Regions from separate parts of the Mus musculus genome. Here region 1 is linked to region 2. A link is a loop called in an ENCODE intact Hi-C map of the cell type or tissue named here. Cell type or tissue: heart. All regions are shown on one strand. Each heading gives the region's core, and the rest is flanking DNA. Links, peaks and the distances in the headings are about the cores only.

Region 1 (15,115 bases), core at 4,860-12,859, 50 kb before region 2:
CACACAAATTAAAAACATAATAAAAGAAGAAAACAAAATAAGGTAACAAAACCCCCCCTCAAAACAATGGTCAACTGACCCAGTGAGAAAACTCCAGGGATGCCTGGGGTCAGGGAGGAGGTGGGTGTGGTATTTAAGGGTTAGAGACTCTGGAGCCAATCTGCCTGGCTTTGCCTACCGGACCCGAGCTTAATAGCTACTTTCTAGAGTTCCGAAACCGTACATCAGGGATTAATAACACTACATCTGGCATGGTGGTACTGTGAGGGTTACATGCGTTAATTGGTATAAAGTGCTAGAACAATGCCTGGCCCATAGAAGCCCTCAATAATTCATCTTACATCTATCCTAGAACGACAGCAGTCTCATCCATCATTTGACTTTGTGCTGTTAACCTAATGCTAAGAGGGTCAAAGGGGTGCCCTTGGCTATGACATGCTCTTCACCCCAGCTTTTCCTACAGTGAGTAGAGCTGTGGCTTACACAGCCTTTTTCTCCAAAGCTGGCACAATTCAGGGCCCTTTTATTTTTTGTTTTAAAGTGTGTGTGTGTGTGTGTGTGTGTGTGTGTGTGTGTGTGTGTGTGTGTGCCCTGTGGCTACGGGTTCCCAAGGATGCCAAAAGAGGGCATCAGATCCCTTGGAGTTAGAGTTATAGGTGGTTGTGAGAGACCCAAGGTGGGTCCTAAAAAACTCTGATCCTCTGGCAAAGCAGCAAGTGCTTTTAACAGTTGAGCCATCTCTCCAGCCCCAAAGCTAACCAAGACAGCAGTTTCTACCTCCCAAGTGCTGTTCTCATAGGCCTGTGTGCCTCTGCCACACTGTGTCTTCTGGAGGTTTGCATCTTGGGCTTTTTGAATTGCCTTTTCAAAGTTGAACCTCCTATTCCACTGGACTTTCTATTTTCCTTTTAAAACTGTCAAGTACTCTTTGAAGTGAGGGCTGTTTTTTTTCTTTTCTTGGTTTGTTTTTTTTTTTAAGATTTATTTATTATATATAAGTACACTGTAGCTGTCTTCAGACACACACCAGAAGAGGGCATCAGATCTCATTACAGATGGTTGTGAGCCACTGTGTGGTTGCTAAGATTTGAACTCAGGCCCTCCGGAAGAGCAGTCAGTGCTCTTAAGCACTGAGCCATCTCTCCAGCTCTTGTTTTCTCTCTTGTAGCACTGGCTATTGAACCCAGGGCCTGTCCCCTAGACAGGTGCTTTGCCACAGAGTCCCCACCTCTGCGGTTCCCTTTTGCCTGCTACACGTGTTATGGATGTTTTTGCCCGCTCTGCTGTTTGCCTTCTGACTTTGGTTATGGGCTCTTTGCCATCCAGAGCTTTAAATGTTTTGTGGAGTCACACATATATTCGTTCCCCTTTTGTAGCTTCTGGATGCCTTCTCTTCTCATTCTCCTGGTTCCACGGTAAGTTCTTGGTGTACTTCCCGGGAGACAGCAGCTAATGTATGATGCTATCCCTGAACCCAGCTCTGCCTCTCAGACCAGCACCTTGGGTTCTTAATCTATCAACACAGTATAATAATGCCTGGGGCTGAGAAATGTTACATTGTCTCAGAAGAACAGGAAGAGCGGAAAGCATAGAGGTAGAGGACTATCTGGGAGGCTACAGAAGAAGGAGGTGGGGGCTGGTGGTGGGTGATGAATGATGAGCGAGCAAAGATAAGGAGGAGTTCCATGACCTTGAACCAACCATCTGAAATTCCTGCCAGCCCTCACTAAGTCGGGGTTTTAGAGCAACAACGTCTTGGAAATGAATTCTTTTTAATTCTGTTCAATTCTCCTCCCCCCACCCCACCAGACCCCCTTTTATTCTTTATAAGTCCTATGAGAAGCAGTTCCCTCCCATATCTGAGAGTCGACATAAAAAGTTACAGCCAGACTAGAAGTGAAGGGAAAAGAAATCGGAAAATAGGACGTCAGCTCCAAAGTATGTCTCATCTGTGTGAATTTTAATGTATGTTCCAGGTGCCAGAGACCAAATATGCAACATACATATGTATATATGAAAGTTAGGGTGCTCTAGCTGTGTTTGAGCTCATCGTTTCCCTTAGTTCATTTCTTTCTTTGTTTTCCGCTGCTTCTTGAGACATGGTATCACCATGTAACCTGAGCTGGTCTTAATTCACCTGTCTCAGCTTCCCGAGGGATGGATATATGCACAGCCACAGCTGACTCATCTCCTCTCCTTCTTCTTTTGTTTTTGTTTGTTTGAGACAGGCTCAGCTGGCATCCAAACTCACTCTGTGGTCATGGATGGCCTTGACCTTCTGGTCTCCTTTCTCCACCTGCTGAGTGTTTCGGACAGACAAGCATCACCACATCTGGTTTATGTGGCGCCCAGGATTGGATGCTTTACTTCTTGAATGTCAAGCACGTTCACTAGCTGAGCCAAATCACTGGTGTGTTTTTGGGACATCTCATGAGCTGTCAATCTGCAGTCAACTGTTGTTGGCTGTGTTTCATGCATCCACTCCATGGTGGCAGAGTCAAATGGCCAGCTTTCCTCAGAAGGAACTCCACCCACCCACTAAGGCCCCAGGAGGGAAATAAACTGCTTTTCAGTGCTGACTCCTTCTGGCAGCGAGCACAACTACAAGATTTGTCTGTCTTCCCTGATGCTGTTAGAGAGAGAATGGAAAATGAAACAGTACTGACAATCATTAGCCAAATGTTGTCATTCAACCAACACTTACCCGCTCTTTTCTAAACAACAAAAATTATCATTATCAATATAAGAACCCAAGAAGCAGACCAACGAGAAGGCTCAGGGAGGAAGGGCAACTGTTGCCAAGTCTGAGAACCAAAGATCACCCCTAGAACCCACAGAATGGAAAGAGAGAACTCTTGCAAAGTATCCTCTTACATCCAGACCTATGCCATGATACAAGTGTACACACACACACACACACACACACTAAATAAATGAAATATAAAGAATTCATACACACACACACACACACACACTAAATAAATGAAATATAAAGAATAGAAAGAATTCATGAAGCGATCTATTGGAGTCATTTGGTGCTAGGCAAGTCTTGGGGCTGAGCTCTTAGAGCTCTGTTCAGTAGATAAGAATGGCTTGATTTTTATTACTAAGCTGTCATCACCCTCCCTCATTCCATTGACAAAAATCATCTCCACAGGCCAGCTTGTGTCATCTGCATGCAGGCCTCAGCCTTCGCGCTGGCTCAGCAGCTACCCCAGACATTCTGGGGACTCTGAGTGTAGGATGTGTGCCTGGCATGTGCTGCGAGTCTGGAAGTCGGACCACATGTTTCTGTTACACACCCATCACTCTCACTGGCAATGGAATACCATGGTTGGAATCTATGGTGTCATCCAGAGGTCCCTGCGGTGAAGGCGTGGTCCCAGCTGGGGGTGCTACTGAGAAGGGATTATCATGGAGGAGATATCACTACATAGCGAGGGCTCCAGCTTCATAACTGGCAAGTGTATAGCTGAATAGACTATTAGAAGGTGGAGCCTGGTTGGAGAAACTAGGGTACTCTGGGGGTGTCTCCAAGGGGGACATCTCCCTGAGCCTCTTCTATCTTTCCTGCTTCCTGGCTGACATGAGATGCTCAGTCTTGCTCCACCTTGAGCTACCAGAATGTTCTGCCTCACCTTCTGCCCCAAACCAGAGGAAGCCATGAGCCAAAATAAATCCTATTTTTTTTTTAGATTTATTTATTTATTATATGTAAGTACACTGTAGCTGTCTTCAGACACTCCAGAAGAGGGTGTCAGATCTTGTTACAGATGGTTGTGAGCCACCATGTGGTTGCTGGGATTTGAACTCCAGACCTTCGGAAGAGCAGTCGGGTGCTCTTACCCACTGAGCCATCTCACCAGCCCCATAAATCCTATTTTAAATCATTTCTCTGGATGTTTTGTAGCAGTAACAATACCAACTAACTTAAAACCATATTTGCAACTGCTCTGGAAATTCGCACCCACAGGAACCTGCTCTTTCCCAGGTGAACATTTTCCATGGCCACTTATGGTTTGAATGTGCAACATCCCTCATCGGCTTATGAGTTAGAACAAGAATTGGCGCCCAGTTGGTGGAAATGTTTTGTGAAACTTTGGGGAGGTGAGGCCTAGCTGGAAGAAGTGGCTGGCTGGAGAGGGTGGCAACATTGAAGCCAATAGCCTAGCCTTGCTCTTGGCCCAAGTGCTCTGCTGATCCACCAAGACGTTAGTTATACCGACAACCTTCCCAGAGCACAGAAGTATCCTGTCTTCCTGTGCCCTCCCGGCATTGGCCTTTTTCACAGTATTTAGATTTTGAGCCATGCATATGTATCATCTCCTCAACAGAATGTGATACAACAAAATAAAATGTTTCAATTGAATGAAGGGGCTGGAGAGATGGCTCATTGGTTAAGCATGCTTGCTGCTCTTCCAGAGGACCTGAGTTCCGTTCCCAGCACCCACCCATGTCAGGCAGCTCAGAACCACTTGTAACTCCAGCTCTGTAATTCTGACACTCTTCTGGACCCTGCATGTAGCTGCACTCCCCTGCACATACCCACACACAGATGCACTCATAATTAAAAGTAAAAATAAAAACAAACAAACAATTTAATAAAAAAAATCTACTTGAACAAATATGGAGAATGTCAAGCATTGTCAAGAGTTCTCTGCCTGCTCAAAGACTTCCTGCCTTTAGCTAAGCAAAGATATGGAAATCACCTAGGGTCTTTTCAATGTGGTTGCTGGGAAGCAGGGAACTGAGCCAGCACTTAGCTCCGAGCCCTCTGTTTATGTAGATCTCTAGCAAACTCTCCCACAGATTCAGCCCACACTTAGATTTGGTAAAACCCATTCGAATGCTTAGTGAGGCTGCTGCTCTTCCAGAGGACCTGGGTCTGGTTCCCAGTGCCCAAACTGGTGGTTTACAGCCACCTATAACTCAGCTCCAAGGGATCCGTCTGGACTCTGCAACCAGAACTCACCAGTTACGTCCACATGTACAGACATACACACATGCAGAAAATTTAAAAATCATAATAAACGTTTAAAAGAATACATTTGTAAGTGCCTATTGTGATGTCTTTACTTGTAGATAGCTTTTGACTCAGGAGTTTGTCCTCTAGCAGTTTGTCCTCCAGAAATAGCTGAAAAGAATGAAGCTTTGACAGCCCACTATGAACAGCAACTAAAACCTTGTAGCGAAACTGACTGTCCATCAACAGGATGTGGCCAGCTGCTATTGTTGGAGATATCATTCTCCTGTCTCGTTTCCTGAGTGCTGGGATTATAGGTGTGCACCACCATGCCTTAACTATGCATCACTGGGGATGAAACCCAGGGCTTCATGGATGCTGGGCAAGCTCCCTACCCCCTGAGCACGCCCCAGCCTGGTTAAGTACAGTTTGCTAAAATGTTCAATCGCTAAAGAGAATGAGCTAGAACTACACCTCCTCCCTCCGCTTCTGGTTGCTATGACAACTACCCAAACTGGGTAATCTGTGAAGAGTAGAGGTGTATTTGGCTCAGCGTTCTGAGGATCGAGCAATCCAAAACCGTCTTCTTGGCTTTGGGGAGTCTGTGCTATGCTGTAAGATGGAGGAAGGCCCACAGGGTAGAACCCAGCAAGTGAACTGGGCCAGGTTTCTCTTCCCTCTTTACAAAGCCAGCATGGAGTCCCACCCTTCCTTCTGACTTCATCTGATCCCAATTACTTCCTTCAAATGCCATTAACGTATGAATTTAAGGATTAAATGTCCAACACTGGAATGTTTGTGGGATGTACTCACACCATAGTGAGCTAGCTACGTTTACTGAGAAAAAAGAGAAAAGCCGCTCTCAAACCGGTTCTCCCTTGTGACCTTCTCTCTGTTTTGTATATGGTGTCTATGTAACATTTAGTTATTTACTTATTGATTGATTATGTGTGTGTGGGGGGGGGATACATATGTCATAGAGTGATGTGGAGGTCAGAGGTAAGAGGTCAGAGGTCAGTTTTCTTCTTCTACCGTGTGGATTCCCAAAATAGAACTCAGGTCACCAGGCTTAGCAGCAAGTACATTCATGCACTAATCCATCTCATCTTAGGACTTTTTTTTTAGATCTTTTCATACTCTTTTAAAACGGTTGTTGTTGTTTTATAACCTATAGATTCCAATTTGTGCTGTCTGTATAATTTTGGTACAGGCCATCTACCAGACATGGTCCACCTATCAAGAGCCATAACATTCAAAAGAATCAGACTCCCTGGAAGCCATGAACAGTTCCTCGATTGGGGTGGGGCCCTTTTTCAGAATCTTGTAACTTACAAAAGATTTCAGTGAGCTCTGTCTCAGAAGGTTTTGTCCATCAGCATTTACAATTTTAGAAATGAAAGCAGAGATATATTTCAAAATGTGCATGCATTCAGTGATTAAAATAACAAATAAGTTCTTTACATCGCAACCTAAATCACATCTTTTTAAATAAAAGTTAACATAGCTCAGTGAGAAGACTGCACTATGCCACACTGCTGTAAGTATGTTTTAGTCTGTGGCAGCACAGAAGGCAACTGGATTCTTCAGTCTGCATCTGCTCCATTCTGCGGCAAGGAAGCAGTTGAAGTCAAGGAAGAAAGCCTCGCTTCACACGGAGAGGCAGCCAGAAAGGGGGAGTTATTTTTATACTCTCTTTAGATTGCTGTGGACACTTCCCGGCTTGTTTACCTAACTTAACAAGCAGTAGGTTCTCCAAGGTCGGTGACAATGTGTATTCTAGACTGTATCCAGGAAAGGGTCATCCAATTTTATTAAAACCTGATGGTTTTCCTCCTGCTTTGAAGGAATCTTTCATATAAGTATGATTTTGTAACTCTATGCCTTGAATACTGAGTTACGTAGGATGAATAGTAACACATTGTTAATAATATAAGACATCAGCACAGGGGACGGTCCCCTCAGTACACTGCTTGAGTGTCACTGGCTTCAGCTTTGCCCTTAGCGATCCTGTGACAATGCTTTTCATTTTTAATTAAAAAAAAAGGTTTTTGGTGTTTGTTTGTTTGTTTGTTTGTTTGAATCAGGGTTTCTGCCTGCCTCTGCCTCCGAAGTGCTAGGAAAGAGAGAAAGGGAAAGAGGGAGAGAGAGAAGGTGGGAGACAAGAGAGATGGCTCAGTAGTCAATAGTACCAGCTGTTCTTCCAGAGGACAGCAGTCCTGTTCCCCGCACCCACATCTGACTTCCCACTGTCTGTAAATCTGTAGCTCTACTTCCGGGAGCTCCAACACCATCTTCTGACCACCATGGGCAGGCACACACGCAGACAAAACACTCGCACACATAAATTAAAATAAGTGAATCTAAAGGAAGAAACCTTCATATGATCCTTGTTGGGGAGTTAAGAGACAGGAAGCCTCCTGAAGTCTGCGGGTCTGCCACTGCAGTAATCTCCAGGTTTAGTGAAAGGCTCTGTCCAAAAAGAGAGAGAGAGAGAGATTGAGGAAGACAGGAATGGTGAGCTCTGGCCTTCAAACGATAACAACATTACTAATCTCATTGTTCCTATGAGCTGGAAGCTATCCTGCTCTGCTGGCTAATTGAAGCTTTGAAATTCTAATGTTTTTTGCTTGAAAGACTGTATTTCATCATTAATAATAAACATTGTCAGTTTTCCTTGCAGTGATAAGCTCATGTTTTATTTATTGAGATAGGATCTAATGTAGCTCAGGCTAGCCTCAGACTCAATATAGTGTGCCTGGAGGATGACCTTGAGCTACTACTGATTCTCCTGCTTCGACCTCCAGTCTAGGATTACAGGCCTCCACCACCATGCCCTGCTTATGCCAGGCTGGGGATGGCACACGCTGTACCAACCAAGCTACATCCTAAAACAACAACAACAACCTTCAAATCTGAACAACCATAGTGTACCCATCAATAGTTACTTCAAATAAAACAGGGTGTTCAGCTGCAGCTCAGTTACTCAGGGGCTTCCCCATGTATCCTGGGCTAGCAAGGGGTGGGGAGATGGGGGTAGGGATTTGGAAAGAAGTGGGTTTTGCTGTCCTATTCATGACAGTGAATACAGCGTACTGTTGCAGTAGTAGGAATATTAAACAATTCTAGCTGTTCTGGATCTCACTCTGTAAACCAGGCTGCCCTCAGACTCAGAGATATGCCTCTGGGATTAAAGGTGTGAGCCACCACTGCCTGGCTTGCTCTCTTCTCTTGATATGTTGCTCAGGCAGGTCTTAAACTCATTATCCCCCTTGCTTCAGTCTCCCGAGTGCTGGGATTACAGGTCTATGCCCTAACACCCAGCAAAGGTCTTTCTTCAGGAACCTGGAGTGTCTGTTACTAGGCAGTGAGGTGGCACAATGCTTAGTGAGAGAGCTGGTGCCTCTGCTTGGATCCAAAGCACTCATAGTGAGTGAAACTTTCAACCAAAGTGTAAACATCACACTGTCGAGGAAACAGTCCCTTTGTTATTCTTAAAACATAGTTAGTCTCATAAAACCCCAAACTTGGTTTCAGATACCACCAAGAAGCTGCAGGCCTGAATTTTCTTATTTGTAGATTTAAAAAAGTACTTAGCTGGGAGGTAGTGGTGGTGCATGCCTTCCATCCTAGCACTCCAAGCAGAGGCAGGAGGATCCAAGTTCAAGGCCAGCCTGGTCTACAGAACGAGTTCAGGACAGCCAGGGCTACACAGAGAAACCCTGTCTTGGGGAGAAGGGAGGAAATAGAAACAAACAAAGAAACAAAAATGTATTTAGTGGTGAGGGAGAGATGGCTCAGCAGTCAAGAGCACTTGTTGCTCTTCAAGGATGCTTGAATTTGGTTCCTAGGAGCTACACTGAGCGGCTCACAACAGTTTTAACTTTAGCTCCAAAGATATGACATATGACATTCTCTTCTGGCCTCTGAGGACACTAGCACACATGTAGGACACACACACACACACACACACACACACCAGTAGCTGGAGTTGTGAGAAAGCACTTGTGTTGCAGGCATGAAGCCCTGGGTTAAGCACCTTGTAAAAATCGGGCTTTGTGACACCCACCTAAAACCGTAGAGGCAGGGGTTCAGGAGTTCAAGGTCACCCTTAGCTATGTGGCAAGTTTGAAGCTAGCCTGGGCTATGTTAAACCCTGTCTCAAAAATTAAATAATTTTTAAAAGTTTTAAATGCACACCCCAAGAGCTAAGGATGTTAGCAGTGGAAGTTTCCTTTCAGGTGGTGTCTGCTTCCACATCCTTCACCGTTTTATGAATCCTTTACAAGGGATGTGTATTTCTTAAGTAATTAAAAACACTAAAGAAAGAAAAAGGTTAAATTAAATTTAAATGATAAACAACAATTCCAATATACTCAGAGAATTTAACATGCCCTGTAGAACTAATTTTATCTTGAAAATATGAAGAGATTAGATACATAAAACAGAGAACTTAAATTATTAAAACAAAACCAAACAAACAAAACCCAGCCTGGGAGGAATCGCTGCTCTCCCACTGTGAGGCAGGAAGGAAGTTGAACCCAGCCAAAGCTGAGGCCCCAGGTGGCCCAAATGAATGACCCACGGATCCTTGAGGCAGTTTGAAGATAAATCTAAAACACATTCTCTCTGGAGAGCAACAGGATTAGATGCATAGAGGGATCTGACACTTTGAAATTCCCACTGCTCCCCCTGCAGAAGAAAGAATCAGACCTGGACCCATGAGCCATGTATTAATGTGAAGTTTCTCTCTGGTGCTTGCTGCTTCCCGGCTTGATGGTCTCCTCCCGGTAGCTAACCTCAGTCACCTCAGCCGACTTTTACATAATCTAGTGCCCTCCTGATCTTTTCATTTCTGCTTTCTACCTAAATCTCCTTTGTCTGAAGACCTCCCGATGTCAGTCATCCACACTCTAGCATAAATAAGTCTCCGCCACACACTTCCTGCCTTTTGCTTTGCTTGTTGGGCTGAGTTCTAAGTGAGTAACTGAGGTGTCACCCAGCGGCTGCTAACTGGTGGAGAGGGCTGGGATGTGGAAGAAGGCTCTTTCCTGGACTTCTGCAAAGCTGTCCCTCTGTGTGTGTGACATTAAAGTCGGTGTCCCAGGGTTCTATAAAGTAATCGGTTGGACTAGTGACTTTGAGGTGGCCCCGATTCTCAGAAATTTGTGCCCGAGGTCCTTAGGTTTGAGGCGGAGAAACTGGGGGAGACTTGAGGACCAGTATTGGGTTTGCAGCTTCTAAAACAAGAGAAGGAAGAGATGCATCCCACATGCTGCTGCTCACCGCCTCGCCCCACCTTCCTCCTGACCTGTGTCTCTAGAGAGAAGATCAAACAAAGAGGTTGTCCAGGGTGGTGGAATGTGATGTTTGGTTAAAGTCCCAGGCTGGCTATGATTATAGTCGCAGTGGCTGGGGAGACGCCCTGGGGAATGTGGTGGGAGGGGTTCCAGTCCCTGAGAACGTGTGCTTAGGAGCACACACACTCACACCCACATGTGCACATGAGCTGTTAACTCGGGCCTCAAGACCCACTGCTACCCCAGAGACACCTTTCTTGAGTGGTTTTCAGGAATGTGTGCTTTCGCCTAGGAAGACTGAAAAACTCCGTGAAGTAGGAGCCCACAAGTAGACCTTCTTCCCATCAGAGGAACATAGGATAAAAAGGAAAGTTAAACAAACAAATCAGCAGTAAGGTAGCTGACCCAACTCCTCCCTGTAAAGACAATAGGATCCTCAGCTCTGTGCCCCAAAGGCCTCTTCTATGTCTCATCCCACAGGCCTGATCCCAGGCTCAGATCAGAGCATCCGGTGCCTAGCAACAAGAAGGCATCTGGCCCAAGGGCCTGCACGTACACACTCTTATCGGCTTTAGGCCACACAGGACGCCCAGGAAGGCTAGAGGCAGGCTAGTGACATTCTTTCCACCAAAGGGACGTCAATAGGAGTCATCACCAACAGACTTCAAGCCAGGAATCAAGGGTTTTAGGTGATCCTAGCCTGCTCTGGGCTCCCAGGCTGGGGTTTAGTCTGGTGAGCTGCTAGTGGAATACTTTGAATGAGTTGGTCATGAGAGCAAGTGTCACTGAGCATGGTTTTGGCCAGGGCTGGGATGCCAGTGATCTGCAGCACCTCTGCCCTCAGCTTCTCTGTGATCAGTGACATTCCCCAGAATTCTTGGTCAAATGTAAGAGGTGGGGCAGCTGCTGTTCCTGTTTGTAAAGACACTGGGACACAGCTGGTTTGGGACTCAGAGTTTATGCTCTATCTGCCATGTGCCTTATCTGTCCTCCCCTCTGTGCTGAGTAGGAGCAGAGCCATTTTCCCAACCCAGTCCTCTCCTCCCTCCCTCCCTCCCTCCCTCCCTTCCTTCCCTCCCTCCCTCCCTCCCTCCTTTCTTCCTTCCTTCCCGCTATGATTTTAGATAGGGTCTCAGTATCTCACACTGTCTTCAAGCTCCAAGGATCACCTTGAACTTCTGATCCTCTTGTCGTTACCTCCCAAGGGCTGAGATCACAGGTGTGTGCCACCTTGCTCAGTTTATGCAGTACTGGAGATAGAACCAGGGCTTTGTGTGTGCCAGGCAAGCCCTCTACCATCTGAGTCACAAACCCAGTCTGAGCTCTACTCTTGTGTTGGCCACTTCATTGCTGTGACAAACGCCTGAGAGAAATGAGAGGAAAGCCTTTCGATACTCAGCTGTTGATTCCAGTCTTGTGAGTGAGGTAGGATACCATGGTGGATGTGTGTGTGTGTGTGTGTGTGTGTGTGTGTGTGTGTGTGTGTGTGTTGTTCTATTTCTGACCTCCAGGAGGCAGCAACACAGAAAAGATAGAGCTATGGATAAGGCAGACCCTTCAGAGGTACACTAACAGTGGCCTAGTCAGTCCCTACCCCTTAAAGTATATTCAACTATGAATTTAAAAAATGAACCCATGAATCTATTCACCTCCCAACAACCTGACAGTCCTTAATATGGGAGCTTCCAGGAACATACTCAAACAGTCCTCAAAGCCCATGATTTTAACCCTCAATACAGCCTTATGGATTGGGAGGGGATAGTTGTCTTTAGGCCCCTCTTCCTCTCTGCTTTTCCCCAGAGTCCCAGCATCGGCACTCATGATGGAAGAAGCAGACAGCAGACCTACTCAGCTGAAGGTGTGGCAATCTAATGTGATCCTCATTCAGGCCAGGATGTGGGTCGAAGCACTAAGAAGAATGCATGTTCTAGGTTCTAAGAGAGACAACATCTCAAAAACAAAATGGACAAACAGTAGCAAAGCAAGCAGACAGTAGCAACAACAGCAAAAATAGAAAATTACTAAGATAAATGACCTAACGAGCTGTTAGCTGTGTTGCATTGTAGTACTTACCAGTAATCCCCAGTCTCTTTGTCTCAGTCATCATGATGGCTAATCTCAATTGTCTTTTGATGAGATTAAGAAAACAAACAAACAATCACCTGGGAGACTGGCTGTGGGGGAAACTTGATTGGGTTCTTTGAGGCTGGTAGCCCTGCCTACTGTGGGTGACACCATTCCCTGGGCTGGGATCCTGGGCTATATAAAGGGGGAAAGGTGAGCAGAGCACAAGCATTCGTTACTCTGTGCTTCTTGACTGTGGATGCAGTGTGACCAGCCACCACACGCTATGACTTCGTTGTAATGATAGACTGTAACTTCAAACTCAGAGCCCAAACAAATCCTTTCTCCCTTAAGTTGCTTTAGTCAGGATTTTATCACAGCAATGAGGTAAGTAACTAGAACAGTCAGTTTCTGTGGCTTTTCAACAAAGTTTGAGACCTGGATACCATTGTGGTTGGGGTCTGGAAGGGGTTACAGACTGCCAACTCTGCTCATCTTACAAGGTAAAAAGAGTGCTAGTGTACTCTCTGGGGTCCTTTTTTTGTTTTCTTTCCCTCCTTCTTTTCTTCCTTCCTCTCTCCCTTCCTCCCTACCTCTCTCCCTCCCTCCCTCCCTTCTTTCCTTCTTTCCTTCTTTCCTTCTTTCCTTCTTTCCTTCCTTCCTTCCTTCCTTCCTTCCTTCCTTCCTTCCTTCCTTCCTTCCTTTTCTTCTTAATTGTGCACATGTGAATGTGTGTGCATGCACCTGTGTGTATGTGTGTGTGTTGGTATATCTGTGCAGGCCAGAAGATAACTTGCAGGAATCAAGTTCTTTCTTTCTACCACATGGGTCCTGGGGCTCAAACTTAGGTCATCAGTCTTGATGGTGAGTTCTGATGTAAGGATTTATGTACCCCTGGCTGGCCTTTAACTCACTAATGTAACAAAGTTGACCTTAAATTACTTATCCTATTTCATTTCTCTGATTGCTAGGATTACAGGTATGAGCCACCACACTTGGTTGGGACTCCCTTTCCTTTTATGATTTATTTATTTTTATTTTATGTGTATGCGTCTTTTTACCTGCAGGTATATAGATGCACTGTGTGCCTGACTTGTTCCCAAGAAGACCAGTCATGGTCTTCAGCCTCTGCTAGGACCCCTTTTATAAGAGCACAAGTCTGACTCACTAGGGCCCCATCCCCAGCACCTAATTACCTCACAAAGGTCTCCACTTAATCCATCCCACTGGGGTAAGGATAGCAACATATGAGTGTAGACATGCAAACACTCAGATCACATCGTGGAATTGCAATAGCATCCTTGCCTTGAGATCAGAGTCTCCCCCCCCACCCCCACCCCCCAATTTGGTGTGCTTGAGATAAAGCCATGCTGTGTAGTCCTAGCTGTCCATGAAGTCATAGTAACTCACCTGTCTCATCTTCCTGAGTACTGGACTTGCAAGTATGAGCCATGGTACCTACTGGGATGCAATGATTATCCTTACCATGCTTAGCTCATAAGGAGAATCCTTATCTTAGACTGTCCAGCATGCCGAAAGAGAATAAGGCTTCTTGCTTTCTTTCCTTCCTTTTTAGACATTTTTCTTTTATTACTTATTTGGGAGAGGGCAGGCATGCCAGTATATGCATGTAGAGGTCAGACAGAAGACAGTTTGCCGTAGCATCTCTCTTCCACCATGAGGGTTCTGAAGAGTCCAGGCTCCCCAGCAGCCATCGCCACCTGCCGATCCACCACACGATCCACCTGGGAGGTAGGCCTTCTTCACTCTTCCTCTTCTGCCATCTTGAGAACTACCCCATTAGTTTTAACCTTCCTATATCTATTCACAACACTAGGGACTTTTTCCATGGTGAGTGATTTTTTTTTTAAGACAATGTTTACTTGGTAATAGCAGTGTTTAGAATCTGTGCAAAGGCAGAAAGGGCTCACACTAGCCTGGCCCTAAGAGGAAACTAAGTATAGGCAGGCAAAGCACTGGATCCTAACATCTACATTTGAAATACAGCCTACCAGGCTCTGCATTTCTCTACATTTCCACCAGATTCCTTTCTAGTTGCAAAGAGAAATCTTTCATTCCCAAAGGTGAAAATAGGTGTGCAGGTTGGTGCTCTGTCAGCTGAGGATTTCTTAAATGATGCTGTGTTCTCTTAAAAGTTTCTGCAGATTCTTATATTTTATTTCAAAACATATACTCATTTAATTTTAAATTGAAAAAGTAAAACAAAACCGCCATTCCTCCTCAATTGCTAGAAGAATCTTCAAATTGCCTCCAGGAGATGTACTGCGTTCAGGCTTTGGCTTCCTCTCTGCCCCATCTCTGCCTTACTCTCCCTCCAAGGCTGCATGCATCCCAGGTTGCCAACCCCAGGATACAAATCTCACAGTTCCCAGCTCTCCCAGCCTCTCATGCTGGCTGCCCACTATACAGACACAGTGTAAGTAATCACCATAAATAACATGCCACAAAGTTAGCTGGGCTTTCCACCCCCCAACACACACACACACACACACACACACACACACTCATACACATGTTCACACACATACACTCACATACACACACACTCACACGCATTCACACGCACATGCACTCACATGCACCACATATACACTCACACTGGCAAAAGTCCAAGCTACTGGGGCACTTAAAAGATCGAAGTGACATGGGTGCTATGTTAGCCAGGATCTTTGGTGGCAACCAAGAAAAGTAGATTCCATTAATTTTCTCGGAACAAACTTGTGGCTTGTATCAGTTATCATCTTTACAGGATCTAGAGTCACTCTGAAAA
Region 2 (15,115 bases), core at 2,485-10,484:
GCATTGGTTCTAAGGGTTCTTCCCATCACAGGATCATTCCAGGATTCGTGTGCTGGGGTGGTGACTTCACATGCCGAAATGGCACAGGCAGCAGGTCCCATCTCCAAAGGGAGGTTTGAGGGTGAGAACCTTATTCTGCAGCATTCGGGTCCTGACATCTTGTCCTTGGCTGGACCAAACACAAAGGTTTCCTCGTTTTAGCTACACTGCCAAGTCGAGGGGAGAGGCCGGATGGCAGCCATGTGGTCTCTGGGAAGGGGAGAGAAGGCATGAGTATGGTGGAAGCTGTGGAGCATTTGGGGTCCAGGAATCACCATTTCTGACTGTGGACAACTCTAATGCTTTAGACTTGACTTGCAGGCATCTTTCCCACCAGACCATCCCTTCTGCTGCTCAGGAGAGAGCCACACCCCATCTGCTCGCAATGCCCTGAAATCTCTGCTCTCACTGAAGTTCTCGGGGTTCCATAGTTTCCTCATTCCTCTCCAAGTTTAGCCGGATTGCAGAGTTAAGTTTATGGTTATGAATAAAAACTAAATAACTGTCAAAAAAAAATAAAGTGTCAGACGACATGTAAATGGGACTTATTTCACTTTCATTTAGACTGGCTGACATTTCACATAATTGTTAGAATAGTTGAATTAATGCTAGCCATATTTATTATTATTTCCTATAACTTTCCTTTTGTTCCCTGTTCCTTTGGGTGTTGAGAATAGGTCTTTCTGTGTTACCCAGTCTTGGCCTCAACTTCATGAGCCTCCTGCCTTTGTTTGAGCAGCTGAGACTATCTGCCTCAGTCTATCTGTCTGGTCTGGCCATGGACTGTCATGTCTACCTAGTGTGTCCTTTTTCTTAGTCTCCTTCCTCTCTGCCTCTCTCCTTCCCTCCTTCCTTCTTTTTGTCGTGCTGGGAGTAACTAAAGACTCTTGCATTTGGGGCATCTGTGCTACTGGGCCACTCTAGCTGTCTAGTTACGTTTCTGTTGCTGTCGTAAAACATCATTGAAGCAACCTAAAGAAGAGTTTAGTTGGGTTTGTGGTTCGGGGTGGGGGTGGGACATTAGAGTCCTAGATGGTAGAGTTGTGGCAGCTGGCATGGTGGCTGGAGCAGAGACTAAGGGCACACATTGCAACCTCAAGCACAAGCATAGAGAGTGACCAGAGACTCGGTAAGGCCTTTAAACTCTCGCAGCCTGCCTCCAGTGACTGACTTCCTCCAAGGCCACATCTCAGGAGACTCACCAAACAGCGCCACACACTGGGGACCAAGCATTCAAATGCCTGAGGCTGTGTGTGGCCTTTATCATTCAGATCAATACATTAGCCCTCAGACTTTTTTCTTACTCTCACTTTCTGGAGTTTGACGGTAGGTGTCTGGGCACAGATTGATTTTGTTGTTTTAGAAGTTCTTAACCTATGGGTGGAGACCCTTTGGGTGTCAACCGACCCTTACACAGAGGTCACCTAAGACCATTGGAAAACACAGATATTTACATTACAGTTAAACGACAGTAGTAAAATTACAGCTATGAAGTAGCAATGGAAATAATTTTATGGTTTGGTGTTCACCATAACATGGACTGTATTAGAGGGTGCGTTAGGAAGGTTGAGAACCGCTGACTTATTTATTTATTTATTTGGTATTTCTATCCTGCTTACTATTTATTTATTATTTATTTATTTGGTATTTTTATTATCCTTCTTACTATTTGTTTTACTCTTTGAGATAAGGTCATTTTATGTAGCCCTGGCTGCCCTGGAACTCACTGTGTAGATCATGCAAACTTGGAACTCATAGAGATCTGCCTGCCTCTGCCTCCAAAGTGCTGAAATGAAAGGTGTGTGCCACCACACCCAGCCTCTTACTGCTTGTTTGTTTTAGACCTATATTTTGGTGTCTGACGTTAATTTAGGGGATAGTCTCAATAACTATTTCTTCAAATCTTTTCTTTTTCTTTTCTTTTATTTTCAAGAAATCTTTTCTTTTAAAAATGTATTGATTGATTGATTGATTGATTAGTGTCTGTGTATGCATATATGGTATGTCTATACATGTACATGTGCTTGCCCATACATGCCAGAGGTGCAGGTGTGGAGCCAGAGGAGTTAGTTCTAGCGTTATACTTTTTTGCTTGGGTCCTGAAGGGCAGACTCAGTCTTTGGGCCTTTGGAGCGAGCACTTTCCCCGGCAAGCCCTTTTTCCCCACCACGCCCTCTTGCAGGCCTTGTTAGCCTCTTGCCCCTGTTCCTGTTTCTTTCCCTTTTCTGGCTCCTTTTCCTGTTCCCTTTCCTTGTCCTGTTCCTGTTCCTTTTCCTTCCCCTGTCATCGTCACCATCCATGTCCCAGTATTCTCTGCTCTCATAGCTCTTCAGTAGTCAAGTCTATTGTTTAGTTTGGTCTGGGGAACTTATTTTTGTTGCTATTTGTTTGTTTACTTCTTTTTCAATGTTGGAAATTCCTATTTTCTGATCTCCCACAAGTTGTCCCCTGACCTACATACATGTGCCATGATGCATGCATATGTGCACAGACACACACACACACACACACACACACACACACACACACAGACACACAGACACACATACACACACACGAATGTTTTAAAAAGTTTCCTTTGGCTGGAAAGGTGTCTCAGTGGTTAAGAGCACCGACTGCTCTTCCAGAGGTCCCGAGTTCAATCCCCAGCAACCACATGACAAGCTGGGTTCCTCATTTTGTTCTTTTTTTTTTTTTTAAAGATTTATTTATTCATTTTATGTATGTGAGTACACTGTAGCTGTACAGATGGTTGTGAGCCTTCATGTGGTTGTTGGGAATTGAATTTTTAGGACCTCTGCTCACTCCGGTCTGCCCGCTTGCTCAGGTCAGCACTGTTTCCCCAGTCCCTGTTTGCTCCAGTCCAAAGATTTATTTATTATTAGGCGTCAGATCTCATTACGGATGGTTGTGAGCCGCCATGTGGTTGCTGGGACTTGAACTCAGGACCTTCAGAAGAGCAGTCAGTGTTGTTACCCACTGAGCCATCTCGCCAGTCCTCCTCATTTTGTTCTAACACTTAGGGAGAATCCACATTTTCTGTATTATGTGTCACATTTGTCTCTGTGACCTTTGAGTCAGGATGCCTCTCCTAGTTCACTAAGATGCTTTCAAATCATAACTTTATCAGCTGCTGGTTCTTGTCATTTGAGGTAATCACACAACCTTCCAATGTGAAGGCAGTATGGAGTTCCTGAGATAAACCTGAGCAGCAAGTATGTTTTTCATTGCCTTGCTTGAATAGTTTCCGAATGGTATGCATTGGCTTCAGTAAAGATCTGGCTGCTCTTACCTTTCAGAACAACTTATGTAAACCAGGTAGCGCTGGCTTGGCAAGTGTGGTCCATCTATAGAAGTACACAGCCTTGTCACTACAATGAACTGTCCCACCCCCAGTATTTCTGATGGCTTATCACATGCTTTGAAAGAGTTGGTTGACGTTCATATATGCCTTAGGTGCTTGCATACTGAAGAAAAAGCTTGTCTCTCACCTTGCAGAATGCAAACTCCAAGTCTGAAGGTTATCAGCCTGAATGGACTCTTGCTATCAGAGGGACCAGCACTTGAGCACTACCTTCTAACTTATACTGACTATAAACCACACCTAAGCATACCTCTCTCCAGCAGCCTCAGAATATGGAATCTCCTCCTTAAAGCCAAAGTAAACGAGTGTCTGGTTCAGTTCTGTTGTTGTGATAAATACCTGACAAAAAGCAGCTTAGAGGGAATGGGCTTGCTTCAGCTCACAAGCCCAGGGTGCAGCCCCACGGAAACGATGCAGGAACTCGGGACATCTATTCACATCACATCCTCACAGCAGTGAAGGCACAATGAAGGTGCTTAGTGCACGGCACCTAACATCCTAAACCTAACATTTCTAAACATCCCGAGCCCAAAAAGGGGGCGGGGGGGAGGGGAAGGGGGAGGGGAGTCCTGGCTCCCCCTGACAGGCTGAATCCCCCCACTCACAGAAGGCAGTCAAACTCAATCCCCTGTTACAGCAATGGTGCTCAACCTTCCTAATGCTGTAATCCTTCGAAACAATTCCTCATTGTATGGTGACCCCCCCCAACCATAAAATTATTTTTATTGATACTTCACAACTGTAATTTTGCTACTGTAATGAATTATAATGTAAATATTTTTGGAGATAGAGGTTTGCCAAGGGGTTGTCACCCAAGGCTGAGAACCACCACTCTATAGACACGCCCATAGGCTAAGCTAATCTAGACAGTCCCTCACTGACTCCTTTCCTGTATAATTCTAGCTTGTGTCAAGCCAACAGTTAAAACCATCATACTCCTACCAGGTGTGGTGGGTGATGCGGTCATTTAATCCCAGCACTCTAGAGACAGGTGGGTCTCTGTGGCTTCCAGGCCAGCCGGAGTGGCAGAGTGAGACACCGTCTCAACAACAACAACAACAACAACAACAACACATACACACACACAAAGCGAGCACACAAAGACAGAGAAAGAAAGTTCTCTCTTGTACCTTGGGGCTGGAGAGATGTCTTGCTGGTTATGAGCACTGATCATGCTGAGGACCTAAGTCCAGTGCTCAGGACCCACATGATGTCTTGCAGTTGCCTATAACTCCAGTTCCAAAGGATCAGACACCCTCTCTTGGCCTGCACGGCTCCTGCGAGCAGGTAGTGCACAGAAACTCACGCAGACGCACATACACACATATACATACATATTAAAACATTTTAAATCTATCAAAACAAACAAGAACCTCATCACACTCCATAAATCCTTTCAGTCTCCTTTATTCTTACCACAGGACCCCTCTCTCCTAAAATGCACACTCTCGGAAGAGTCCCCCCTCAGTCCAGCGGCGTCCTCAGATCCCACCCCTCCCCAAGAGATCCCTTCTTTGTGTGCTGTGTGGAGGGCACTCTCTCACACTGCAGGTGGGAGGGGGAATTGACAAGATCTCTCTGGGAAGCAATTCTGTAACCTGACTCAAAAGCCTGAAAAATATTTGTGCCCTTTGTCCCAGTAATCCTACCTCTAAAAAAAAATCTGCCTAAGGAAATAATCAGAAATGCTGACAAGGGTAGATGTTTAAAGATGTTAATCTCGCTGTTATTTTAACAGCAAAAACTGGAAACAATTTAAAGGCTCCACAGCAGGGGTAACTTAAATAAATTGTACTAAAATGGAATGAAATATCGTGCAATCAGTAAAAATACCATTTTGGAAGAACGGTTGACTGGAAAGTTGCATAAGTGGCCAATCTGTACAGTTTGGGGCTGGGTTCTTGCCATATAAAATTAGCTAACACTTCTGGAATGTCTGCTATTGCATACATACGTTCACTGAGTCCTCAGGACATTCCTGTCCTGTTCATACCATTATCCTCATTTTGTAGAGAAAGAACAGCACCAACGTCTCTGAGGAGGCATCCAGGAACATTTTCTGTAGTTTTTATTCTTTCTTTTCTTTGTCTTTTTTTTGGGGGGGGGTGGGGTGGGGGTAAGGTTGAGACAGATTCTCTGTGTAGTCTTGGCTGTCCTGGAACTCATTCTGTAGACCAGGCTGGCTTCAAACTCACAGAGATCCACCTGCCAAGTGCTGGGATTAAAGGTGTGTGCTACCACTGCCCAGCTTCCAATTCTTTCTTAAAAACATTTTTTTTTAAATGTGAGTGGATGAGTGTTGTGCCCTTGAATCACGTGCATGCAGTTGCTTGGTGAGGCCAGAAAAGGATATAGGAACCCCTGGAGCTTAAATTTCGAGTTGCGAGTTGCCCGGTGGATGCTGGGAATCTAATTCAGGTCTTCTGCAAGAGCAGCCAGTTCTCTTAACTACAGAGCCACCTCTCCAGGTCCTGGTTCCCAATTCTTGAAGAAGGTGGGTTTTTTTTTTTTTGTTTGTTTGTTTCATTTGGGTTTGGGGAGATTTTTGTTAGTTTTCTGTCTTTTTGTCTGTTTGTTTGTTTGTTTGTTTGTTGTTTCTCTGTATAGCCCTGGCTGGCCTCAATCTCAGAGATCCACCTGCCTCTGCCTCCAGAGTGTTGGGATTATAGGCATGTGCCACCGTACTTGGCTTTTGTTTGGCTTTAAGTTTCTGTTATTTGAGGTTTTATTTGTGAGTGTGGTTTTTAGATTTTCATTTGTTCCTTTCCTGTTTTGTTATTTGTTTTGCATTTTTTTGTATCGTTTTTGCCAGCTGAAGTGAATGATTGCTTTCTGGTATTACAGATGTTAGTGTTGAAGAATTTGAACCACACACAGAAAATGAAACCTTTCCCCGAAAGGTTAATCCAATTGCCAGAGCTGGCTCTGAAGTCGAGCTCTCTGCTTTAAGTTTTTAAAATGTGTCTGGGGACAGAGGCACTTTCAAGCAAATGCCACCCTCCTCACAAGTAAATAAACTCCCCAGCTGTAGTTCTTTAAGAAAGCACACTTGGTGTGGGGCTGCTTGTCCAGAGGGGTCCCTTTCTCTTGCAGTGGCTGGTTGTTTGTTTTGTTGTCCTCCCCACTCCATAGTAGGAAACCTCCAATCCAGACGGTTCCAGCCCAAGAGCTGGGAGTTGGGCCGCGAAAACCCCAGTTTCAGTTCTGACACACCGTTCAGGCCGGCAAAGGCTAGCATCTTTCCTTCATGTTCCCTGGTCCCCATCTTTCTGCCGGCTGGTCCACTTATACGACGCTAGTGGTTCCGAAGCTCCTGCGCTCCCCCTACCCCCATTTCCCCTTGAATCGGGACCCTTCGAAGTCTGTTCCACCTAGATAGGCGAGGCCAGAGAAGGGGAGTTGTCACGACCGGCGCTAGCAGCAGAGACAGGAGGCTGGCCTCCGAAGGCTGTTCCCACCCACTCATGGGTCTCTGGAGAGCAGGGCTGGCGGTGTGCAGAGCAGCTGGAGGCTCCTGGAAGGCGTCGCACCCAGGGCGAGCTCGCTTGCAGGAGACCAATGCCAGCCACAACAGTGAGTGGCCTCCTGCGCGGAGCTGTCGCCCTCTAGTGGCAGCGTGAGAAAGGTACAGCTGTTCCCTGGGCCCCACCTCCCCTCGTCACTCTCTCAGACCAGAACTGGAACTTGCTAGAAAGGGAAGCCAGACACAAGTAAGTCAGGACTGGAACCTGGGACTCCAGGCAAATTCCCCATTCAACTGACATCTATAAGGACCTCTAGAAACTATAAGGAATAAGCGTCCCAGGCTTGAGATTTGACTCAGGCTATTGCAATAAGAACAGTTGTTAATGAGGAATGTTTAAAACAAAAGGGAAGAGGGCGGGAGTATTAGATAGATAGGCGGGTAAAGAGGTCACCAGAGAGCACCATAGGAAGGAAGGAAGGAAGTGAGGAGATGGCCTTTTCTCGGAACATGCATATCGTGTGGTCGATTCCTAGCTTTCTCCCGGAACCCAAATTTAGCAGTGAGAATGTTGTCAGCTCAGGCTGCATTTGCCAGCACTGTAAACAGCAACACGATATTGTCATTTGTGAGAGGAAGGAGGAGGCGCTGGGAAGATGGCTCAGGGGTTAAGAGCACTTACTGCTCTTCCAGATGAACTGGAGTTCAATTCCCAGAATCCAGCTCACCACTCCAGCCCCAAGAGATGGGTACTATGTGCCCGCCCGTCCGCGGGTGCACACTCACACACACACACACACACACACACACACACACACACACACACACCTACTTTTTAAAAAATGTTAAAGGAGAAGAAGAAAGGGATACTGGGTGGCCCCTACTATTAGGCAGAAGGGGGATTCCTAGGTCCAGACAACGGAAGTCAAGGCAGGAGCCAGACTGACATGCTGAGTCTAGGGCTGGGGCTGCACGAGGCATAGCTAGATTGCTGAAGGTGGAGACATAAAAGATTGTTCAGAGAGGGACGTCCCCTCGGATGCCCTCCCTCAGTCATTCAGCTGTTACATCTTTAATAATCTTCCCTACTGTTTTCCCACAACATGCCTGGTTATGGCACGGCCCTGTGACCAGTGACACAGCTTTCCCCTTCATCTCTGAAGACCCTCTTAAGAGATGTGCTTTCAAGCCCAGGCCACCCTGCTCTACCCAACTTCTGGCCTATGATCCTGCCAGTGAGGAGAGGTGAGCTTTCATGATCTCCTAACAAGGACTCCAAGTAGAACTGTTGTCTCTGGAAGTCCCAGAAGGGAGTTTGGGTGTGTAGCTCTGTCCATTATCAAAGCCCTGGGTTTGATATCTCGCAATGCATAAAACCCCAAGTAGTGCTGCACACCTGGACTCAGAGATGGAAGGAGGATCAGGTCATCTTCAGCTACACAGTGAGGTAGAGGTCAGCCCATGACACATGAAACTGTCACACACACACAAAAAAATATAAATGTGGGGGGTCGGCTGGACAGATGGCTTAGCGGTTAAGAGAACAAACTGCTTTTGCAGAAGACCTGAGTTCTGTTCTCAGCATCCATACAACACAGCTCACAACTGCCTGTAACTCCAGTTTCAGGGGGATCTAATGCTCTCTTATGGCCTCCTAGGGCATCTCACTTATACATGCATACCCCACCCCATAATTAAAAATTACAAATAAGCCAGGCGGTGGTAGTGCGCGCCTTTATTCCCAGAGGCAGGCAGATCTCTGAGTTCAAGGCCAACCTGATCTACAGAGTGAGTTCCAGGACAGCCAAAGCTACACAGAGAAATCTTGTCCTGAAAAACACAAAAACAAACAAAAAATTTAATCTATTTTTTAAAAAGTGTCAGGAGCTCCATCAAGGTGGATGAGGAGGCTAAATCTGGGGAGCCAGACTAGCGACAGCATTGTCCCCTGAGCACTTCTGCCTGCTCACACTTCTAGCTACAGCTGCACGAGGTGCTAGGTAAAGAGGAAGGTCTGGATGGCCAAGGAGCGGAGGCAGCCTGGCAGCCTGGCAGCCTGGCAGCGCCCCCTCTCCTCCTCTCACTGCACTGACTCTGGCCAGCAGAGCCCCTTGTTCAGGCTTGATTTTATCATTGACTTTTCCCATTAGTATTTAAAATAATGGGGTTCATCATGATGCTTCCATGCCTGTGTCATTGTACTCTGCTTACATTCACCCCAATGGTTACACTTTACTGTCTCCTAGTAGGATTTGGTGTCCCTCGGATGGATTCTAGTCTTGCCCTGGTCCTGTCCATGAACATTCCGAGTCTTCCCTTTAAGAAAAAGAATGCCCACTCTATGCCATTATATGTTGGAGGTATGTAGCTTGTTTTGAATAAGGAAGAGGGTTTTGGACCCCTTGGATCTGCAGTTTTGTATAACTGTGAACAACCATGAAGTTCTCTGCAAAAGAAGCACTTTTTAAATTTTTTTCTTTTCTTTTTTTCTCTTTTCTTTTCTTTTCCTTTTTTCTTTCTTTCTTTCTTTCTTTCTTTTTTTTTTTTTTTTTTTTTTTTTACTGTATAGCCCTGGCTGTCCTGGAACTCACTCTGTAGACCAGGCTGGCCTCGAACTCAGAAGCAGGAAGCACTCTTAACTGCTGAGCCATCTCTGACTATCAGGACTTTTTAAGTTGGATGTACTTTATACTGTAAGACAGTCATGAGTCCCCGGGCAGTGGTGGCACATGCCTTTAATTCCAGCACTTGGGAGGCAGAGGCAGGCAGATTTCTGAGTTCCAGGACAGCCTGGTCTACAGAGTGAGTTAAAGGACAGCCAGGGCTGCACAGAGAAACCCTGTCTCGAAAAAAGACAGTCATGAGCCTTTGGGTACATAGTAGAACCATCCCATAGTGTTTTAAATTGGCAGAAATACAATAAAGAAAAATATCAACGCACACTTATGTCCTTTTTAGTCTTTTCTCCATGAATGTGGAACACAGTTCTAACCTTATTACATGCACAGATTTGTGTTCCATTGTCCAGTAGATCAGACTGTGACACAGGACAAATGGTTCAAACAAGAATGAGAGAATAGTCTCAAATGGATCAAAAATGTGTGGGGTTCAAACAAGAATGAGAGAATAGTCTCACATGGATCAAAAATGTGTGGGGCTGGGAGGTGGGGGGTGGGGAGTGGGGGGTGGCTCAGTCAATAAAGTTACTGTCACGCAAGAACCCAAATAAAAAGCTGGAAATGTGTCTCCATCATGGACATCAGTGGGAGGAGCGGCCCTTGGGCCTGAAGGCATTCGATGCCCCAGTGTAGGGGAATGCCAGGGTGGGAAGACAGGCGTGGGTGGGTGGGTGGGTGGGTGGGGGAGCATTCTCATAGAGGCAGTGGGGAGGGAATAGTGGGCTTCTGAAGGGGAGACCTGGAAAGGGGAAAACATTTGAAATGAAAATAAAGAAAATATCCACTAAAGCAAACAAACAAACAAAAAGCTGGAAATGATGATTTACATTTATAACCCCATGCAGGGTGGAACTAGGTGGAGACAGGTGAAACTCATTAGTCAGCCAGCCAGCTAAGTCAATGTATGGGTTTCAGGTTCAGTGAGAGACTTTGTGTGGTGGCTGGAGAGATGGCTGAGCTATGAAGAGCACTTTCTGCTCTTGCAGAGGCCTGAGTTATAGCATAGACATCAGGCAGTTCACGACTGTCTGTAACTGCAGCTCCAGGGAGATTTGATGATGCCTCTGGCTTCCATGGGCTCCTGCACACACATGTACACACTCACACATAGACATAAACACATAAATATAGTTCTAAAAACAAATCTTTAAAATAAATAGATAAGCTGAGCATGGCAGACTGTGCATGCCCTTAATCCTAGCACTCAGGAGGTAGAGGCAGGGGGATGTCTGTGAGCTCTAAGACAGGTGGTCTACAAAGAGAGTTCCAGGACAGCCAGGGCTACACAGAGAAACTCCGTCTCAAAAATAAGAAACAAACCGGGCTTGGTGGCCCACGCCTTTAATCCCAGCACTTCGTAGGCAGAGGCAGGCAGATTTCTGAGTTCGAGGCCAGCCTGGTCCACAGAGTGAGTTCCAGGACAGCCAGAACTACACAGAGAAACCCTGTCTCAAAAAACCAAAAACCAAAACAAAACAAAAACAAGAGGAGGAGGAAGAAGAAGAGGATGAAGAGGAGGAGCAGGAGGAGAAGAATAAAAAATCAGGAATATTCAAGGCTGGGAGGCAGCTCAGTGGGTAGAGAGCCTGCTGTTTGATCTCCAGTGTCCATGTAAAAACTCAGGCATGGCGAAGTGCGCCTGTAATCCCATGATGGAGGAGATGCAAACAGGAGGGTGCCTGGGGTTGCTGGGCAGCCCATCCAGCCAAATCAGTCCAGTGAGAGACTCTGCCTTAAGTGAATAAAGTGGAGATGGCCCAGCAGTTAGGAGCAAGTACTGCTCTTCCAGGGGACCAGCGTTCAGTTCCCAGTGCCCAAGTTGTGCAACTCACAATAACTCCGTCCCCAGGAGATGTAAGGCCCTCTGCTTGCTTCTGAGAGCACCTGCACACACCCACACGGACGCACATTTATAGACATGAATAAAATATTTTAAAAAGGAATTGGAGAGCAACAGGGGACATCCTTCTGTCCTCCACAAACATATCATATGCAGAACACACACACACACATGCATGTGTTCATACACTAGTGCTCACACACAATGAGAAATCTGAAGAGTTTACAGGCAGACAAAGGAGATGTGGGCCAACAATGGATCTGATCAAATACCTCGATGATTCTCGTCCAGAGAGAGTTTCTTCAGCAGAAAATGGCAGCTAATAGCACAGATGTGCTGTAAGGCTAAGTGATCAACTGCACGGGAAACAGCTGGCACAAAGTGCAGCCCTGCCAGCCCTGCCAGCCCTGCCAGTTGAGAAGGCTTGTTTCTATTTTTAGCTCTGCAGTATACCGGTCTGACATAAAGACGACCTACTCATCTTGACATCTTATGCCACTTGAGTTATGTCACTGGGGCAAAGTCAGGTAAGGCCCATGACTCTTCCCTGGGAGGAGACCTCAGGGCCTCTCACCTTCTGTCCAGTGCAGCCATGTTCCATGTCACCAAAGCCCAGAAGACCTTGTGATGTAAGTACACATGAAGTTCAGTTTTTATTTAAAGAGCCTAATTTCTGGACATTTATTTGGGGGTCACAGTATTGGCGTAAGTGACTTGCAGACATTGTAAGAGCTTTTCCTTCACTCGGCTGCTAAAGTTTAATTCACTCTAATTATTTCATATGGCATCGACTATAATAGTTTCATAATTTCTAGTATATTAAGCACTTAATATGTTGTGTCATTTGAAATCACATATTAAATTCAGCAAAGTACATTTTAATGAGAGTTAAGTGGTGTGAAAATATTAACACAGTGTGATGGTTCATCTTGGCACTCTCATTTTCTGGTTTTTCGAGTCTTTCCTGATGGGGGCAAGTGTCTCAATCACCAGGTAAGGGGCGTGGCAGCTACTCCTGTTCCCTGGGAGAGGGCCCAGACCTCTCTGGAGTTCCCAGTGCCCTTACCTATCCGTTCCCAGTGTCCCCAGACTTGGACACCAAAAGGCAGGAAATATGTCTTCAGTCTAGAAGAGAAGTCAGTAGCTTGGCACCTGGAAAAGTGGAAATGGCTTGCTTCCGGGTGATCTACAGTCAGCGGAGGGGCTGCTGGGACTCATGCTGTGGCTAACCCGGATGCCGCTGTCAGCATGGCAGGGTAGATGAGTGACGTCAGAGGCCAGGGTGCCAAGGTTTGGAGGAGTGCCCTTGCAAAACAACACAGATATGCTGACTTAGGCAGAGAGAGCTAGATCCGCCCTTAGACTCAGGCTCCTCCTCTTTAGTTTTATTTTGTTTGTTTATTTTAAAAAATTTTGCTTTATAGCCGGGCGGTGGTGGCCCACAGCTTTAATCCCAGCACTCAGGAGGCAGAGGCAGGCCGATTTCTGAGTTCGAGGTCAGCCTGGTCTACAAAGTGAGTTCCAGAACAGCCAGAGCTATGTAGAGAGACTCTGTCTCAAAATACATCATCATCATCATCATCAAACCCGGTCTGCATTCTCTCACTTAGGTGGTGGGAAACTCTTCTCAACAGGAGCAAGTGATCAAACCTTGTCTCTTGGGGTTCTACAGCCCAAGACACTCAGGGAATTCTATCTACATTCAGGTCACCCCAGGTCTGTATTGTGGAGAGAAGCCAATGATTCTGAAGGTTATAGGAGCTCTGCTGCCACTGTAGCTGGCCAAAGCCATCCCTCAATAGCACCCACACTTCTGCTCTAGGGCCTAAGCCCTGGGGGACCGAGACTCTCTGTGAAGTCATGATCCCTTGGTTCTCTCTCCGCTTAAGGGGTTCCATCATGTGAGCTCTCCTCCAGCCGCATGCCCTATCCATTTAATCTCTTCCATTTACCCATTCTCTTAGTCTGTTTTCTGATACTATAACGAAACACCCAAGGTCGGGAATCTGTACAGAAAAGAGGTTTATACAGCTTACAATTTTGGAGGGCTAAAATCTGTGACTGGATATCCCCATCTGCTTGGTCTTTGCTGAAGGTATTTGGTTACATCACTACACAGAGATGCATTTGGCCTCCTTTAGGCTACATGTGAAAAATCACATGGTGAGGGCTAGAGAGATGGCTCAGCCGTTAAGAGCACTGGCTGCTTTCTTTTAGAGATCCTGAGTTCAATTCCCAGCAACCACATGGTGGCTCACAACCCTCTGTAATGAGATCTGATGTCCTCTTCTGGTGTGTCTGAAGACAGCTACAGTGTACTCATATAAATAAAAGGAATAAATAAATAAATCTTCACGAGTGGTGCCCTGTGACCTAATTACCTTGCACTTGGTCCCACCTCTGCTCTAGGCACAAATCACTCCGAGGCGCCCACATCCACATGGGGCCTTGGGGGCTGAGGGAAGGTCCACAATGGCTGCTACAGATCCATTTGCAGTGGGAGGTTTGCACACCTCAGGGACGCCCAGCATATTTTACCTTTGTAAACAGAATACAAAAGTCATATTAGGACTCAAGATTTTGTTACCTATCATTTTGCATATGTGTGTGGTTGGGTGTGTGCCATGGCACACACATACGGAGGTCAGAGGACAACTTATTAGTGAATCAGTTCTCTCTCCCTATCATGTGGGTCCCAGAGATCAAACCCAGGTCATCAGACATAGCCTGATTACCCACTGAGCCACCTTGGAATTTTTACATCTTGCTAATTATATTCTCTCAGGAAAACCTTTAAGTTATACAACCGCAGCACATCAAGGCTGAACCAGACATTAGCAGTTAACTGTGCTCTGTAGCCTGCTTCTTACAAGCTAAAACAGGACCGGAGCCAGAAAGAGTGGAACTAGAACCCTGATTCCTCGGCTTCATAACCGCTGGACAAGAAAAAAGCAGACAACAGAACCAAACGGACCACCTCCGGCTTCAAATAGTCAGGAACGGTGAACAAGATCCAGGTCTGTTTTCTGCCGGCTTGCACAATAAGGCAGTTATGAACCCACCGGCTGTACCTGTCACCGTGATACGTGTGAGCAGCCACTGTGTCGAAAAGACTCTCCTTCTAAATCCGTGAAAAACAAACGTGGATGCTGATTGAAGTTTAGCATCATCTCCCATTAATGCTATTACGGCTTGGTTATTTGCAATTCCCTTTTGTAAATCCGAGGGAAACATCATTGCCCAAATTAGCTCTTTTCACTCAATAAAGGCCATTATTAGCATTCTGAGTTTTGCAGTTGCTTACTGCGTATTTAGAGAGAGGTCACGTGAGAAGCTGGGCGGCTTGCACCTGATTTCCATCTTATTGAAAACAGGTAGGAGGGGGTGGGGTGGGGACTCAGCTCCAAAAGCCAGGCCAGCGGCTTCTCTGCCTAGGCTGTGCACGGGTCCTGCCGTCTAACCGCGTGCAGGCCGAGCACTGCGCCCAGGCCCCTGGTGCCTCGCTCGTGGCCTCCCTTGTGGTATCCGACTCTGGTGACTGGAACTGACTTGCGTGGCTTTTGCCTGGGAATCTCTGTCCCTGTCCTCTCAGGGCTGCCTGTGTATCAAGTCACTATTCAAAGATCGCTCAGTGACCCCCTCCTGTACAGTCATTTCGCGGTGTAAGTGTGTGCTTGTGCGTGTCCCTCGCTGACACCGGAGCTCCCTGCTCACTGTCTCTTAAAGAGTCG

What was found. Hi-C counts contacts between places; a loop is a spot of excess contacts. Peaks named below come from ENCODE experiments on the same cell type or tissue, not always from the same donor. Only the 100,000 strongest peaks of a DNase experiment are listed, where the experiment ranks them.
Region 1: a loop joins it to region 2, with 3 times the contacts of the local background. A loop is called at or near these places in 11 of 42 quality-filtered maps.

The regions. Positions count from the first base shown.
Region 1 is chr9:63,064,647-63,079,761 of GRCm38, forward strand. No RefSeq gene overlaps it. Among named protein-coding and RNA genes, the nearest start is that of Gm35658, 21 kb to the right of the region's middle. In heart, for the core only: a CTCF peak has its summit at 9,676; DNase peaks (open chromatin) are centred at 9,505, 10,335 and 10,845; H3K27ac peaks cover 4,472 bases.
Region 2 is chr9:63,117,321-63,132,435 of GRCm38, forward strand. It overlaps the pseudogene Gm6082. Among named protein-coding and RNA genes, the nearest start is that of Gm25064, 8.4 kb to the right of the region's middle. In heart, for the core only: no CTCF peak of the experiment used is centred there; DNase peaks (open chromatin) are centred at 6,921 and 7,391; H3K4me3 peaks cover 884 bases; H3K27ac peaks cover 1,156 bases.